2 separate regions of the Homo sapiens genome follow, and region 2 is linked to region 1. The links are chromatin loops, found by intact Hi-C in ENCODE. Cell type or tissue: heart right ventricle. All regions are shown on one strand.

The links. Peaks named below come from ENCODE experiments on the same cell type or tissue, not always from the same donor. Only the 100,000 strongest peaks of a DNase experiment are listed, where the experiment ranks them.
Region 2: it touches region 1 in a loop (2.9-fold over the local background); 7 of 110 quality-filtered maps call a loop at or near these places.

Annotation. Positions count from the first base shown.
Region 1 is chr11:12,890,082-12,898,081 of GRCh38, reverse strand. All of the region lies in intron 9 of TEAD1 (TEA domain transcription factor 1), which reads right to left. Among named protein-coding and RNA genes, the nearest start is that of TEAD1-AS1, 29 kb to the left of the region's middle. In heart right ventricle, CTCF peaks have their summits at 3,616 and 3,825 (motif pointing right); DNase peaks (open chromatin) are centred at 521 and 3,821; H3K27ac peaks cover 4,112 bases.
Region 2 is chr11:12,482,527-12,490,526 of GRCh38, reverse strand. All of the region lies in intron 4 of PARVA (parvin alpha), which reads right to left. Among named protein-coding and RNA genes, the nearest start is that of PARVA, 110 kb to the right of the region's middle. In heart right ventricle, a CTCF peak has its summit at 4,992; no DNase peak of the experiment used is centred here; H3K27ac peaks cover 1,926 bases.

The sequences.
Region 1 (8,000 bases):
TCAGGTAATCTTTGCCTCATGACGCTGCTGGAGGTGGATTTAATTTAAATCATTTTACAGATGAGGAAATAGAAGCTTAGAGATGAACTGACTTGCCTGAGGTCACACATCCAGGAATAGTCCTGGAGTTAATAAAACTTGGATCTGTCAACACCACAGCCCTTGCGTTTGCTGCAAACATTAATCACACTGTCCCCCAAAAGAAAATGTCTAAGCCTTTCTAACACCGTTAAACCAACGTTTTTTGAAAGTTGATTTGGGAAAGGAACAACAGCAAAAAAACTAAACAGCGTTTTAAAACTTCTATGAAGTTAAATTAGAATTAGTGACAAACATGATTCACAAATGCATCAGATAGAGTCCACAAAGGTTTCTATTTTGAGGAATTTACCTCTGTGTTCAAGGCTGAAATGAATAGAGAAGGGGCAGGCTGTCTTTGCCAAAGGAAACTGGGCACTGTCTCTACAAGGCTGGTGACTTGAAACCAAACTCTGACCATTGGCATCTGAGTGGCTTCACTGCTGCCAAGAGGTGGTGACTCTGTTTCTAAGAATACAAAGTACTACAGAAGGTGCCCTGGAGACCACAGCATTGAAACAAACAGACCACCCTCTCCCCTTCATTCAACCTGGGTAGGTCAGGAATCCCTCTGTCCCCAAATCCAGAAGGCTGAAAGGAAGAAATCTGTATGTTGGGTTCAAGTTTTAATGAAATGAATTCTAAAAACCCTTTGGTGAAGGCTCTATTTCCAGTCTTGCCAGTTCTCCTTATAAGGGAAGTGGGCCAAGGTGGATTATTTATTTGCTTCTCTCCTTCCCAAATAAATCTCGTTTCTTCTCCAGCAGTGGTAGTTTCCCCAAAAGTGAAGGTGGCACATAAAACAAAAAAAGGGCAATTCTATTCTATGGGGCACAAAACAAATACTCATAAGAGAAAACTGGCATTTGGGAAAGAAAACTGGCATTTGGGATCAAGATATGAGCAGAAAAAGGGCGAATGTCAATGACTCACATATGCAAGGCCCAAGACTCGATTTCCTCAATATCCAAAACGGAGGCTAATTTTGACTTCTCCAAAAGAGTCCCCTAGGCACTCAGTAGAGGCACAACTGATTATCAACATCTCAAGGTCAACGATGGAAAAGGTACTCACTCTGCCTGTTTTACAGATTTTAATAGAATGAACCAGCACACCTATCATCCATCATACATGCCAGGCACTGTGCTAGACACCAGGAATCCATGAGCTAACAACAAAGTGCTCATCTTCATAGAACCTACAGAGTGACTGTACAGAGCAAGCTTATTACCTCGATACTTAGAATTCTATCTTTCCCAAATAAATATATGTTCTCATAAATTCCTACAGAGAAGATGGGGATAATAAAGACAGTCAACACCACTTCTACATATCACATGAACTAAATTAGCATTTACCTGCTCTTTTTATAAGAATGACCTTATTCTCCAGCATTAAACATATTGTTCATTAGCAAGGAGAAAATATGTGGAAATCACCTAGAAAACATGAATAAAGTTTCACAAGTCCAAGGCAAAAACCATAATGAACATCAAATTATCCATTACACATGAAAGTAGAATACTCTTTCAGATATTTAAGGTATCAGAAAACTGACCTTCCTTGCAACTTGTTCCCAGGGAGCTATAGGAGGGTATGTTCCTACAAAAGGATGGAATACGTTTTAAAAAGAGATGGGGCCTAACATAGAAGAAAGGTAAAGAAACCAGCCAGGTCAGCAACCAGTCCAGAGTGGATCCGTGGAGCTGAGGACTCCTGGAAGGATGTCACCAAGAGAGCGGACCTGATTTATATCTCACCATCTGGAGAAGAGTATGAGTTCTCCTCGAAACTTTGAGGGTGAATTGGTGTAGCTATGTAAAACTGAACAATTTTTTAAGAAGACAACCATACACCCCAGAAAAAAACGTTTTACAATTAAGGAAATGGTTCCAATATATAACATTAACCACGCTGTGTGCAAAATTTATATGGGTTTGTAAAATTAACTGAATGCTAATTTTTTTTAATGTGATATAAGCACATAGGGTGACTGAAAGGAAGACGGAGGGGGGCATATACTAAATTTAGAGAAAAGCACATAGGGGGACTGAAAGGAAGACGGAGGGGGGCATATACTAAATTTAGAGAACTAAATCGTAGTCTTCTATGTTAAGAAGTCAACAGATGATGCCTAAAATTAATAGAATGAGATATACAATATAAGCATGTTATTTAGAAATGTGGAGGTAAATATATTAATACAAAGAAATGGCTGAAAAGGCTGCAAGCAATGGTCCCCAAAAAGTAGAACTGGAAGGTGAGGAGCCATGAAGGAGCAGAATACTGCTTTTCCTATGGGCCACGTGCTTCAATCTGGCTTATACAATTATTTTATTAAATAAACCACCAATCAAAAACTATCTTGAAAGATTATGGAGTTTTTCTGAGGAAGGGAAAGAACCATAAAAGGAAGCAAAAAACATTACTTCAGGATGTTTACTCTGTGTTAGCCACAAGTTCCTTGGGCTTTAAAGGAGCTCGGGTCAGACTGCAAAGCTTTCCTACAGCTCAAACGCTCAGGACAGCTGGACAGGAGCTGGGACGCTTGTCTGCAGGTAGGGTTCACCAAAAAGATGTTGCACCAGTAAAACCCTACCTGGATCAAGGATGCCACGCAGTACCTGATGCCATCTTAATATGTGGATTTCTATTTTGACTTGGAGAAATGTCCATTTTCTCTTTGTTTTGCTATAATCCCTCCAGTTATTCTTCATAGCAGTTGCAAATAATAATAAAGGTGAATGCAACCCTCGAAAGTCAACCATTCACTTGCAAAGGGCTTCTGAGATACCCGGGGGGGGTTAATAAAGGACTTTCGTCTTCCTTCAAAGCTGCTCTATGGGTCACTTTGTTTCCTGGTCCCTGCTGTTCTTTGCTGCTTAGGGAGCCTGCAGTGAGGAGTGATGAACACCTGGACTGTGGTGTCAGATGGGATCTGGGTTTGAATCTGAGCAGTAGCACCACTTCCTAACTGAGTCATCCAGGGCAAGTGATTATAGCCCTCTCTCTCTGCTGCAGTTTCCACAGCCATAGTGGAAATATGTATACTTAGTAGAACTATAATGCAGGAATAATAATAGTACCTACTGTACTGGAGTGTCAAGAATATTAAATGAGATAATGCAAGGAAAACACATAACACTGTACATAGCACGTAATTTGCTGTTGTTATTACTTTCCGGAAGAATCATGATGTTTCTTTACTTTGGACGAAATAATGTGAAATCAATACGGTCCCTCTGATAACAAAAACCTGGACATACTAAAACTTAAAGCATAAATGAAGACAGGGAAAGTTTCAGACTCATTAAGGCGATTCTGTTCTGATGTTACCATCGGTGCTAGGGTAGTGGCAGTGTGGGGAAGCCTTGTGGGGTCTGGCGTCCGCATTTCCCTCAGGCACACAGTACCCTCTCCAGATACCTGCTTCCTACCTTCCTCTAAGGCATGCAAAGTCTGTTCCCAAAAGTGGAGTGGGGACAGCCTAGGAGGTTGTCCATCACTGTAGATGAAACAAACCACAACAGTACAACTTCCAACAGTGGTCACTGGGGCTTTTTTCTCTTTTTTTTAAAAGGACTGACAATACATTCTAGATGTATTGAATCTAGATGTATTGAACTGATGAAGGCAGTTCAATCTTTGTGGAAAAGGAAGAAAAAGCCCTACAAATCTGCTAGTCCTCAGCATCTGCGAGGTGCCCTCAGACACACCGGGTCCTGCACTGCACCGTCCAACCTGAAGATGGCAGTCTTTTCCTAAATTTGTTCCAAAAATTCTAAGTATTTGAAGAACGTAGTGAAACCTTGAAAAATGACTGCTGTCAAATAATACCAAGAAAAAAATTATAATCCACTTAGGAATTTAAAGAAATCAAGACAAATAACTCATGTCAAGGTATGCTAATGTACAAGCTGGAACAGAACAAGGACAAATCACCTACATTTACTTCTTGTCACGGTCCTGCCTGGAATGTCTGTCCACCTACCCCCCAGGGCAGGCTGGGCAGCCTGCGGTGGCCCCTGGGGGGACAGGGAATGGCTGCGGAGCCAAGCCAAGACAGGTTCCCGCACATTCAGCCCAGGAGCTTGCCTGTGCTCACGGTTCCTGCCCAGGAGAAAGTGAATCTGAAGTGGGTTCTCTCCTCAGCTCACTGTCCAGGGCACCAGCCCTGTTCTGGCCACTTGGCCCTGATATGCCACTTCATCCCATGCCCCTCGTTCTTCCCAGAGAGAAACATCATTGGAAACAAGGAGCAAGTGAATGCCTCCTTCCGGGATCTCACACCGAGATGCATCCTTCCCACCTCCCACTCCCAGCACCATCTCTACAGAGGGGCTGCTGCTTCCTCAGACAGGAGTGTGTCTTCCCCACAGAAGTGCAGCTGAAAGGCCCACCGACTGAGTGAGCAACCAGGAAGGTGCGTGGGGTGCGGACCTGCCAAAGAAAGCAGAGGGGGCCTGACTGGGGCCTCTGTGAAATGTCTATAGAACCCGGATTTCCAGACGCTTTCAGTGGCCTCCTTCCCAAAGGGTAATGAAGAAACAGGGGAAGTGGCCAGAGCATCTTAGAAACACAGTACAATGTCTGCTGCCACAAGAGAGTGTGCCCTGGGCCGGGAGGGGCTCGCAGGTGGCTCGGCAAGGGCTCAGGACTGTGAGGGGCATGGGGGTGCTCCACACTGAGCCATCATCTCCTTCCCCGGGAGACACTCCATCTCCTACGTCCTGCTGGAAGACCAGGCTTGGAAAAACATGAGAAAAACCTGAGAGACATTCAAGGACTAAGCAGAGCCAACCGTTAGATCAGCTGCAGCCTTCCTCCCCAAACCTGGAAGGCCAAATGTACTTTCCGACCACTTATTCCGAAGCATGAGATGGGAACATTAATGACACCTGGGTTAGAATATCTAGGCTCTGCTATTTTTGAGCTGAGTGGCTTGAGGCAAGTTGCTTAACCTTTCTGGGCCCTGGCTTCCTCATCTGAGCAGTGATGAACCCTAGCCTGTCTACAAGGTCAAATGAAACAGTCAATGTGAAAATTCCGCCCAGGCCACACAGAGCTGCACAGATGCTGGTGACCTGGCTTACTGGCATGAGATCACTTCCAAGCCCTGAATTACAGGAGAGAAGGAGCCTCTTTTCTGAAGGACCAGGAACCAGATTTGTTCAAACAGCCATTCTCCACCCCAAGATGGAGCAACTGCCTCAGCAGCCACTATAAAACTAGGAAGCTCCTCCAGAGACACCGGTGCCCTTCTCTGTCCTGCCCAGGATAAAGGCAAGAACCCTCCTGGCAATCGGGAATTAAAACCTTACTGCTGCTGCTTCTTTTTTATTTTTGTTTATTTATTTTTTTGAGACAGAGTCTCCTCTGTTGCCCAGGCTGGAGAGCAATGGCGCGATCTCAGCTCACTGCAACCTCTGCTTCCCAGGTTCAAGCAAATCTCCTGCCTCAGCCTCCCGAGTAGCTGGGATTACAGGCACCCACCATCATGCCCAGCTAATTTTTGTATTTTTGTAGAAGCGGGGGATTCACCATGTTGGCCAGGCTGGTCTTGAATGCCTGACCTCAGGTGACCCACACGCCTTGCTTGGCCTCCCAAAGTGCTGGGTTTACAGGCATGAACCACTGCGCCCGGCTGAAACCTTGCTTTTTATCTTGTGTCTCCAACCTAATCCCCCATGCACAGCCATCCCCCTCTTCTTTCTTCCACAGGCCTCATTAATGTCATATTTCCTTAGAGCTGTCCTGGTCACATTTTCCAAACCAAGAAAGGATCTGTGTTCTGACAACGGAATTTTAGTTGATCTGTAAATTTAGGCCATTGAAAGAAGTATAAAAATGTGAAATTAAATCATCCTTGGGCCCACGTTTGACCAACTGCCTTTACGAGAAAGAATCATGTTATCTGCAGGATATATTTACAGACCTTCCATGCGGGCTCAACCACAGGCCTGCCAGTCCCCCAGAGGGGAGACCTTGGGCTCCCTCTGACTATGAAGACTGCTAACTCCCACATCCACGTCCAGGAGGTCCAGCCCCTTGGAATAAAGATAAGGGCCAGAACACCAGGCAGCAAAACTCCCTTCCTTCTGGCTGAGGGGCTGCCATCACCAAGCCCAGGTGACCCTTCAGGAACTCTCTCCTGTCCTGGAGCCCAAATCAAATGTCCATCTGTGAATGGAGAACAATCCCTGCCCTTCCCATTTTCCCAGATAGTGGGGTAAGTGTCATTTTCTCATACACTGTGAAATTCAGACAAAGTTCAAATAGTCAACCCTGCCATCTATTAGCCAGGTCCCAGATGAAGTTACTTAAACTCTCTGAGCTTTCCTGTCTCTAATAGGTATTTCAACAAGCTTATTTTGAGAATGAAAGGCAAAAGCATTATCATCAAGTCAGTTCTTAGCAATCCTGCTTCCTCCTCTGTTCCAGGACTCTTCAAATCTTATCAGCATCCTTGGTCTCCAACACCCAGTCATTACCATTTATCCTCCTCTTCTCACAGCTCATTAATCCACAAGGCTTTTTAATTTTATCTCCATAACATCTCTCCCCTCTGCCATTTCCTCAGCCATGGCCCCTGCCCTGGTTTGGTCCTCATCAGCCACCAGCTGGCCAACAGTATAGTTTCCTCCAGCCCCTGCTCTCACCTGATGCAGCCATCGTGTTCCTGAAGCACAAATTAGATCACATCCTCTCTTTAAAAAGCAGGGTGGGGTGGGAGAATACATATTCATATTAGATTGTATATGCACTAAAATCACTACAAAGCCTCATAAGAGAATAGTAGCAGTGGCTACCTACTTAAGGGTAGGATAGGAATGAGAAGGAAGGGACATCTCCCTTCCATTCTCTTATGCTTGGAGATTTTTTGACCACATTAATTTACTACCTTTATGAAAAGTTTAATTGATTTTAAAAACTAATTGAGGCCGTGCATGGTGGTTCACATCTGTAATCCCAGCACTTTGGGAGGCTGAGGCAGGCAAATCATTTGAGGTCAGGAGTTTGAGACCAGCCTGGCCAACATGACAAAACCTTGTCTCTACTAAAAATACAAAAATTAGCCAGGCATGATGGTACATGCCTGTAATCCCAGCTATGTGGGAGGCTGAGGCAGGGGAATTGCTTGAACCCAGGAGGTGGAGGTTGCAGTGAGCCAAGGTTGTGCCACTGTACTCCAGCCTGGGCGACGAAGCAAAACTCCATCTCAAAAGTAATTGAAAAATATTCTGACTCCTGTTAGAATTTCAGTAGAGTCCAAAGCACTTAGTGAGCACATTCTCGCAAGCTTGATCCCTGTCCAGAGCTCTGGCTCAATTTCCTTTCACATTACTGTAAGACATTCAGGTTCAGAAGCATTTGTGGAGTGCTCAGTATGTTCAGGGATATTACTAAATGTAATCATCACAGTAAGCATGGCAGCGATCCTGTTATGTCCACTTAAGACAGACTGGAAACTGAGGCTGAGCTGCGGTAATCTGCCCCAAATCTCAAACAGCTGCTAAGAATTCTAGTATCAGTCACCTCTTTGCTGCCACTAGAGCATGATGAAAGATAGGCTCTAAAGCAGCGGTCCCCTTTTTGGCACCAGAGACTGATTTTGTGGAAGACAATTTTCCATGGGTTGGAATAGGAACTCAGAGGAAACCCAGAGTAACCATCTACCCAATGTGGAAGGCCCTCAGAGGTCTGGCCTTGCTTGGGGAGCTCCTACTTTGCAGGCAGCTGTTTTTAACTTTTGAACTTTGTCTTTATTTCTTCAAAAGTACAGTGACATGGTTAAGAATACAGAGTGGTGGTAAACTTTGGCACAGTCACCGTTTTTGGAGGTAGAGCTTGATAACTTTATTTAACGTTTCTGAGCCACGGTTCCTTTATGTACAGACTGGACATAATGCTCAGCATACTAA
Region 2 (8,000 bases), 410 kb after region 1:
TTTTTTTTTTGAGACATAGTCTTACTCTATCACCCAGGCTGGAGTGCAGTGGCTCGATCTCTGCTCACTGCAACCTCCACCTCAAGTGATTCTCCTGCCTCAGCCTCCCAAGTAGCTGAGATTACAGGTGTGCGCCACTATTGCCTGGCTAATTTTTGTATTTTTAGTAGAAATGGGGTTTCACCATGTTGATCAGGCTAGTCTTGAACTCCTGAGCTCAGGTGATCCATTCGCCTCAGCCTCCCAAAGTGCTGGGATTACAGGCGTGAGTCACTGAGCCCCGCCTCTCCTAACTTTTTTTTTTTTTTTTTGAGACTGAGTCTCACTCTGTCACCCAGGCTGGAGTGCAGTGGCACGATCTCGGCTCACGGCAAGCTCTGCTTCCCTGGTTCACGCCATTCTCCTGCCTCAGCCTCCCGAGTAGCTGGGACTACAGGTGCCCACCACCACACCCGGCTAATTTTTTGTATTTTTCATAGAGACGGGGTTTCACCATGTTAGCCAGGATGGTCTCGATCTCCTGACCTTGTGATCCATCTGCCTTGGCCTCCCAAAATGCTGGGATTATAGGCGTGAGCCACTGCACCTGGCTGCCTCTCCTAACTTTTTAAAGCCGCCTCTCCTAACAGTTTTTTTGGCTGTGTATGAACTTATAAGTTGATCATTTTTGTCAGCACTTTAAAGACATCAAAGTATTTTGATATCTTCAGTATTAATATCTTTTGGCTTTTTTTGTTCCTTGTGAAAGACAGCTTTCAGTCTGTTGTTCCTTTATAAATAATTGATTTTTTCCTCTATGCTTTTAATCATTTGTCTTCAGTGTTCTTAGGTTTCACTGTAAAATGTGTAGGTGTAGATTTGTCACTACTTATACTATTTGGGATTCACTGAGCTCCCTGAATCTGAGGATTCATGTCTTTCATCAATTCTAGAAAATTCTCATTCATTATGTTTTCTTTAAATATTTACTATACTCCATTTTCTTTTCTTCTAGAATTCCAGTTAGCTATGTATGTTGCATCTACTTAGACTAACCTCTATGTTTTCAAATTCTCTTTCTCGTTTTCTATTCTGTTGTCTTTCTATACTGGATTCTGGGTAATTTCTCTAGTGCTGTCTTCTGGTTCATTAATTCCTTCTTTAGCTGTGTCTAATCCATTGAGGTTTCTAGTTTCATTATTATTCACACTTTTTCATTTCTAGAAGTTCTATTTGGTTGTTTTTCATATCTACCTTCCAGTCTTAATAGTTTCTTGTTCTTTTATCATTTTTAAGTCTTTAAAAACATTTATTTTGACATATTAAACATACTCATTTTATATTCTATAACTGAACACTTTTTTTCTTTTTCTTTTTTTTTTTTAAATAGAGGTGGGGTCTCACCATATTGCCCATGCTAGTCTCGAACTCCTGGGCTCAAGCAATCCTCCCACCTTGGCTTCCCAAAGTGCTGGGGCTACAGGTATGAGCCACCATACCCAGTCTATAGCTCAACAGTTTCTAATATTTATAGTATTTGTGGGATGAATCTACAGATTATTGTTTCTGTTGACAGTGCTCATGGTGGCTTACGCTCATGTCTTTGGTGATTTCTAATTTTGAGGTCATATTCCTTGGAATTTTAACTCTGGGAGTTCTTTGTGGTCTGAGTTTAGAGTTCCTTCCTCTTTAAAAGAAGGACATATGTTTGCTTCTGTCTTGGGGCACTAGTGACCTGGGACAACTTGTAACTAAAATTTCAATTTAGATTTTTTAAAGTCACATAAGTACTGTGAATCCTAGCCTTAAATCTGTGTGAGTATAGACTTTTGATGAGGAGTTATCTGAAGCAGACTTCTTTTTAATTGTTCTGTTCACATCCAAGGCTAAGATAATTTATCCTTATTGCCTCTTTCTGTGGGACAAATTTTGTACTCATTGAAAGAGTTGCCCTTTCAAGACCATGGCTCTATTCAGGGGGCTCGAATCCAACCCTCTTTCTTGCTCAGACTCTACCCAAGATTTGTCTCCTGACCCTGTATGTGTGACCCTTTAAACTTCAGGCTATAGGCCATTAGGAATGATAGGTTATTAGGAATTAGCACTTATCCCACTAGATTTATACTTCCTTCTTGTTCTTGGAATCAGAAGAATTTCCTTCCTTTTCACACCAGTTTAGCCATCCCATACAAAAATATGTTCTTGAAGGCTTATCCAGATTTTTAAAGCATGAGGTACCAATAAGATTTATCTGAACATCTAGTCATCAGCCATAATGCTAAAAATGAAAATCTATTTTCTTATCATATTAATTAGGACCTCTGAAACACTTATAATAGTTGTAACAGCCATTATTTCTCATTTGTCCCTAATACCACATCTCTGATATTTCACTATTTAATATGTTCAGTTAGGTTTTATTTAGTGGTCTTTATCATATTTAAGTAGTTTCCTCTTTCTATTTTACTTGAAATGACTGTTCAAATATGTATCAAATGTTATTTGATATCTACTGATGGGTTAATTCAGTTTTGCTCCTGAAATTTACATATGCACTCAACCAATTTCAATAAGACTGATAATATACAAACAGAGAAAATTCAAGCTGTGAAAACTGTCTCCTTTCCATGGCAGTCCCAAGTTCCCTAGTCCCATTCATAGAGACAGTTTATTATGACTATTACGAGAAATATTCTATGCATACAAACATTGTATGTGTCCCTTGACACACACACACACAGTCGTTCTCTACCATGCCTTTTTCTATGTAGTAAGACATTTTAGAGAGCTTCTCTATTATTTATAAAGAATAATAATAAAAAACTTTCATCTAACTTTTGAGTTTGAGATGAGAAAATAACTCTTTCAGTTTAAGAATAGCAGCATATATCAACAATCCTAAAATCAGATTATAGGAGGAGGATCTTCAAGCAGGGCTATTCAGCAGAACTATCTGGTATGATGGCAATGTTCATTTTTTTAATTGTCCAACGTGGTAGCTACTAGCTACATTTGGCTATTGAGCACTTGATATCTAGCTGGTGTAACTGAGAAAATGAATGTTCCATTTTAATTGCTTTTAACAGCTGCATATGGCTATTGGTTGCTGAATTGAATAGCTCAGCCATAGAGGTTTTTAAAGCCACCTTCCTGACTTTACAGGAGAGTGATCGGAGTAACAGAGGTATGTTTTAGTGGTGAAACCAAGATTGGAACTGAGATCTCCTGTTTCTTCATTCCTGCTTCAATTTTAGCATAGCTGCCACTTCAGCCCAGCATTTTAGGGCATAGAAAAGTGACTCTCAAAGTAAACAAGATCAAACTCTTCAAGATGCATCTCCTCCTGGGGTTCATGGAGTCATACCTGTTCAACATCCACCACATAGAATCAGCCTGGTTTACTCTAGCTACTCTCCCTACATCTCTAGGTCCTCTTCAAGCTTTTCCCCATCCAAACTGACACTCCTCTATTTGACACTATCCTTTTCTCATGAGGAGATGCTCTGCTGGAGTTCCTTCCACTCTCTCTGAGCATCTCCCATACTGCTCCTATGTTATTTCCTAAAGCCCCATTTCTGACTGTGTTGTTTTGCTCATAAGGCACCACTAGTTGCCGCTACCAAAACAATACAGTCTAAAACTCTTAGTTCATGGTCCTCTAATGTGAGCTTCATCTTCTTCCTTTATTTTATTTATTGTTTTGAGACAGAGTCTCACTTTGTCTTCCAGGCTGGAGTGCAGTGGTACGATCTCAGCTCACTGCAACCTCTGCCTCCTGGGCTCAAGTGATCCTCCTGCCTCAGTCTCCTGAGAAGCTGGGATTACAGGCGCCCACCACCATGCCCCACTAATTTTTGTATTTTTAGTAGAAATGAGGTTTTATCATGTTGGTCAGGCTGGTCTTGAATTCCTGGCCTCAAGTGATCTGCCTGCCTCGGCCTCCTAAAGTGCTGGGATTACAGGCATGAGCCACCGCACCCAGCTTTATTTTATTTTATTTTTATTTTTATTTTTGAGACAGAGTTTCGCTCTTGTTGTGCACGCTGGAGTACAGTGATGTGATCTCGGCTCACTGCAACCTCCGCCTGCCGAGTTCAAGCGATTCTCCTGCCTCAGCCTCCCAAGTAGCTGGGATTACAGGTATGTGCCACCATGCCTGGCTAATTTTGTATTTTTAGTAGAAACAAAGTTTCTCCATGTTGGTCAGGCTGGTCTCGAACTCCCGACCTCAGGTGATCCACCCACCTCGGCCTCCCAAAGTGCTGAGATTACAGGTGTGAGCCACGGCGCCCAGCCCTTTATTTTAAATAGACTTTTCATTTTAGAATGGTTTTTAGATTTATAGAAAAGTTACAAACAGTACAGACAATTCCTATGCACTCCGAACTCAGTTTCCCCTCCTATTGTTAACAGCTCACATTACTATCGTACATATGTCACAGCTATTTATGTATGGCATTAGTACATGACTGTTAACTCTATATCTTATCTGGATTCACTAGGTTTTTTCTAATGCCCTTTTTCTGTTTCAGGAAACGGTCTAGGATACCACTTCTTTTCTTCATGTCTCCTTAGCGTCCTCTGTTCTGTGATGGTTTTTCACACTTGCATTGTTTTTACCATGACCTTGACAGTTTTGAGAAGTGATGGTCAGGACTGCTTGATTTTTCCTATATTTTTCTCATGGGTAGGCTGGGGAGGAAGACCACAGAAGTGAAGTACCCTTTCATTACACCCTCCCCCTACCCTGTCCCCACTTCCACACTCTAACCATGGGAAGCCTGTCACTAAATTCAGCCACTCAAGGATTGTGGAATTAATTGCCACCTTTTTTGAAGGGGTTATATCTACACAAAGTATTTGAAATTCTATAAGGCAGAGTTGTCTTTTTGTTCCCATTTGCTTATTTGTTCAGTTATTTATATCAGTATCAATTTAAGGGTATTTAGACTTTGGGTTATAATCCAATACTGCTATTATTAATTTTTCCCCCAAATAATTCCAGCTTTGGCCACTGGGAGCTCCCTCAGGTTGGTTTTGGACATTTTCAATGTGTGGCCCTGTATATATATTTTTTCTTAGCACTTCTTTTTGGTACTGCAAGATGCTCTAGGCTCATCTACATTCCCTGCCCCAGGTCTAAAATTAGCCATTTCTCCAAGAAGTCCTGGTTTCTCCTGTTGGAAATGGTGCTAAAAACCACGACCTGGGAGCTGGGTCTCATTTTCTTTGTTAGCCTCATATCCCAGTCACCCAACCCTGATGGTCATCTACCCACTGGCTCCTGGACTCTACAGCATTTTCCCTCCATTAGCACCAAAATTAACAGAGGCTTCCTGGAAACTCTTTTGTTGTCTTGGCTAAAGTGCCCTTTCTCCTTCCTCATATGGTTGAGAATCTTTTTCTGTAAGGCCCCATTCAAAATGCCCCCTCTGGCTGGGTGAGGTGGCTCACGCCTTTAATCCCACCACTTTGGGAGGCCAAGGTGGGTGAATCATTTGAGCCCAGTAGTTTAAGACCAGCTTGGGCAACATGGTGAAATTCCATCTCTACAAAACACACAAAAATTAGTTGGGTGTGGTGGCACACACCTGTGATCCCAGCTACCTGGGAGGCTGAGATGGGAAGATCTCCTGAGCCCAGGGAGGTCAAGGCTGCAGTGAGCTATGATTGTGCCACTGCACTCCAGCCTAGGCAATAGAGTGAGGCCCTATCTCAAAAAAAAAAAAAAAAAAAAAAGTCAACAAAAATCAAACACCAAAATACCCCCTCTTTCCTGAAACCTTTCCCAAACTCCTACTTGATCTCTTACAGACCTGTATACTACCAGGCTGTGAGTTTCCACAAGACAGCATATGACACATTTACTTTTATATTCCTGAACTCAGCAGTTAGCATATAGCACACCAAATGGTTTTTGCCTAGTGGATATTATTATCTGACTGATTAAGATCAGTGTAAAATGCACTCTTTAGGGTCTATCAGGGAAAAAGAAAACCACACACACACACACACACACACACACACACACACACACACACACCAAAACAAAACCACCCTCCTGCAGAACTTTACTGCCACAGGGAAACTTTTGGTCTCAAGCCTGAAGAATGATATCCTGTTTCAGTCACATGTTACTGTGAAAACCAGAAAGAAGAGCCCTGGAAGCTTATGACTCTCATCTCTGAAAATAGGCCTTTTCTGTTCCCAGCACATGTACATGTTCAAACATAAGGATCAGTCAAATGAAACATACCACAAGGAAATTCACATAGACATCCCAAGCCAGGAAACCTCAATAAGAAGCAGGCAGTGGGCCATGTTCAAATGAAGTGATGAATTATGTTGTATAGGCATCTTCCTGGAATCGCTTATCCCATCTCTCACTCAGTCATGCCTACTGCCTAGGTGTTGTGAATGTAAATATAACCAGGTGACCATGGACATACCTGTATAACTGAGGTATTTGGAAATGTGTCCCAACTTTGGATGATTCTGTGACTTCTTATTGATGCCATGGAGTAAGAGTATATTCTGGGAGACCTAAGGCTCTTTCTTCCATCAATCACCCTGGAAGGGGGTAATCCTGGACAAGAAATGAGGTGACTTTTTGGCTGGGGTAGGAAGGAACTTCCTCCTCATTCTGGGGTTCGGAAACCTCTGCTCTGAGGTTTGGAAAGGGCTAGGGCTGCTCCCATGAGAGGATGAAGTGTATGTCATGAAGAGGCAGGCCAGCGTTGCTGGCAGCTAATATTTTATTGGCAGCAACATCAACAGCGCAGAGAAGTGGCCAGTGTCCCCACAGCGGGGTTGCTGTCTCTGTGGTCTCTCTGGATGACAGCGATGCCCCTTCCCCCAGCTCCTTGGCCCACCTGCATTCATCTGCAGCTACAGACAGCTCCTAGCACACTGATGGCCATCTCTGGCCCCAAGGCTCTCTCCTCTGTCACCACAGGAGCACAGCCTGGAAGTTTTTATTTCCTGCACAGGTCACCCTCAACCACAGGGGGAAAGGAGCCATAGGATAAATGCCCTTGCTACCTTGCACTGGGAAGGGTGATTCTGAGATGTGTTGTTACGTGGTTTCTCAGAGGGCCCAGCTATGAGCCCTGGTTGAAACAGAGCTGCTGTTCTGATTAACATACTCGTGTTTGGCATTTCTCTCTTCCCCTCTTACGTGCCCTACTCAGTTATTTGTACGTTTTAAGGTCACCTTCTATATAAGCTTCCTCCACCCACATCCTTGTCTTGGCGTCTGCTTTTGGGAAAACCTAAACTAAGATCTGCTGCCAGGGCAAGTGGGAAGACCCAGGGAATACAGGCAGCAATGGGGCAGCTGGGTTGGGCAGCTAAGAAAGGACTAGGGAGAGGCTGTTCTGATAGAATCTACCAGAAATGCCTGGGGCCTGTGAGAAGGGTGATTTTCCTGCAAGGAAGGCAGACACTGCTGTGAGCAAGGGGCATGTGGCCACACAGAGGTGAGCCAGGCATGCTATTGCTCCCCATTGAGCTCACAATTGGAGAACACCCAGCCAGTCCTTGCCAGCCAAAGTCACATGGCATCTCAAGGACGCTCACCTGTTCAGGCTTTCACCACAGCAACGAAACATATACAACTCTCTGCCAAGAAGTCCCTGCCTAATATGGTTTGGCTGTGTCCTTGCCCAAATCTCACCTTGAATTGTAATAATCCCCATGTGTCAAGGGTGGGGCCAGGTGGACATAACTGAATCATGGGGTAGTGAATAAGTCTCACGATATCTGATGGTTTTATAAATGGGAGTTCCCCTGCACAAGCTTTTCTGCCTGCCGCCATGTAAGACATGACTTTGTTCTTCATTCGCCTTCAGCCATGATTGCAAGGCCTCACCAGCCATGTGGAACCGTGAGTCAATTAAACCTCTTTCCTTTTTTTTTTTTTTGAGATGGAGACTTGCTCTGTCACCCAGGCTGGAGTGCAATGGTATGATCTTGGCTCACTGCAACCTCTGCCTCCTGGGTTCAAGCGATTCTCCTGCCTC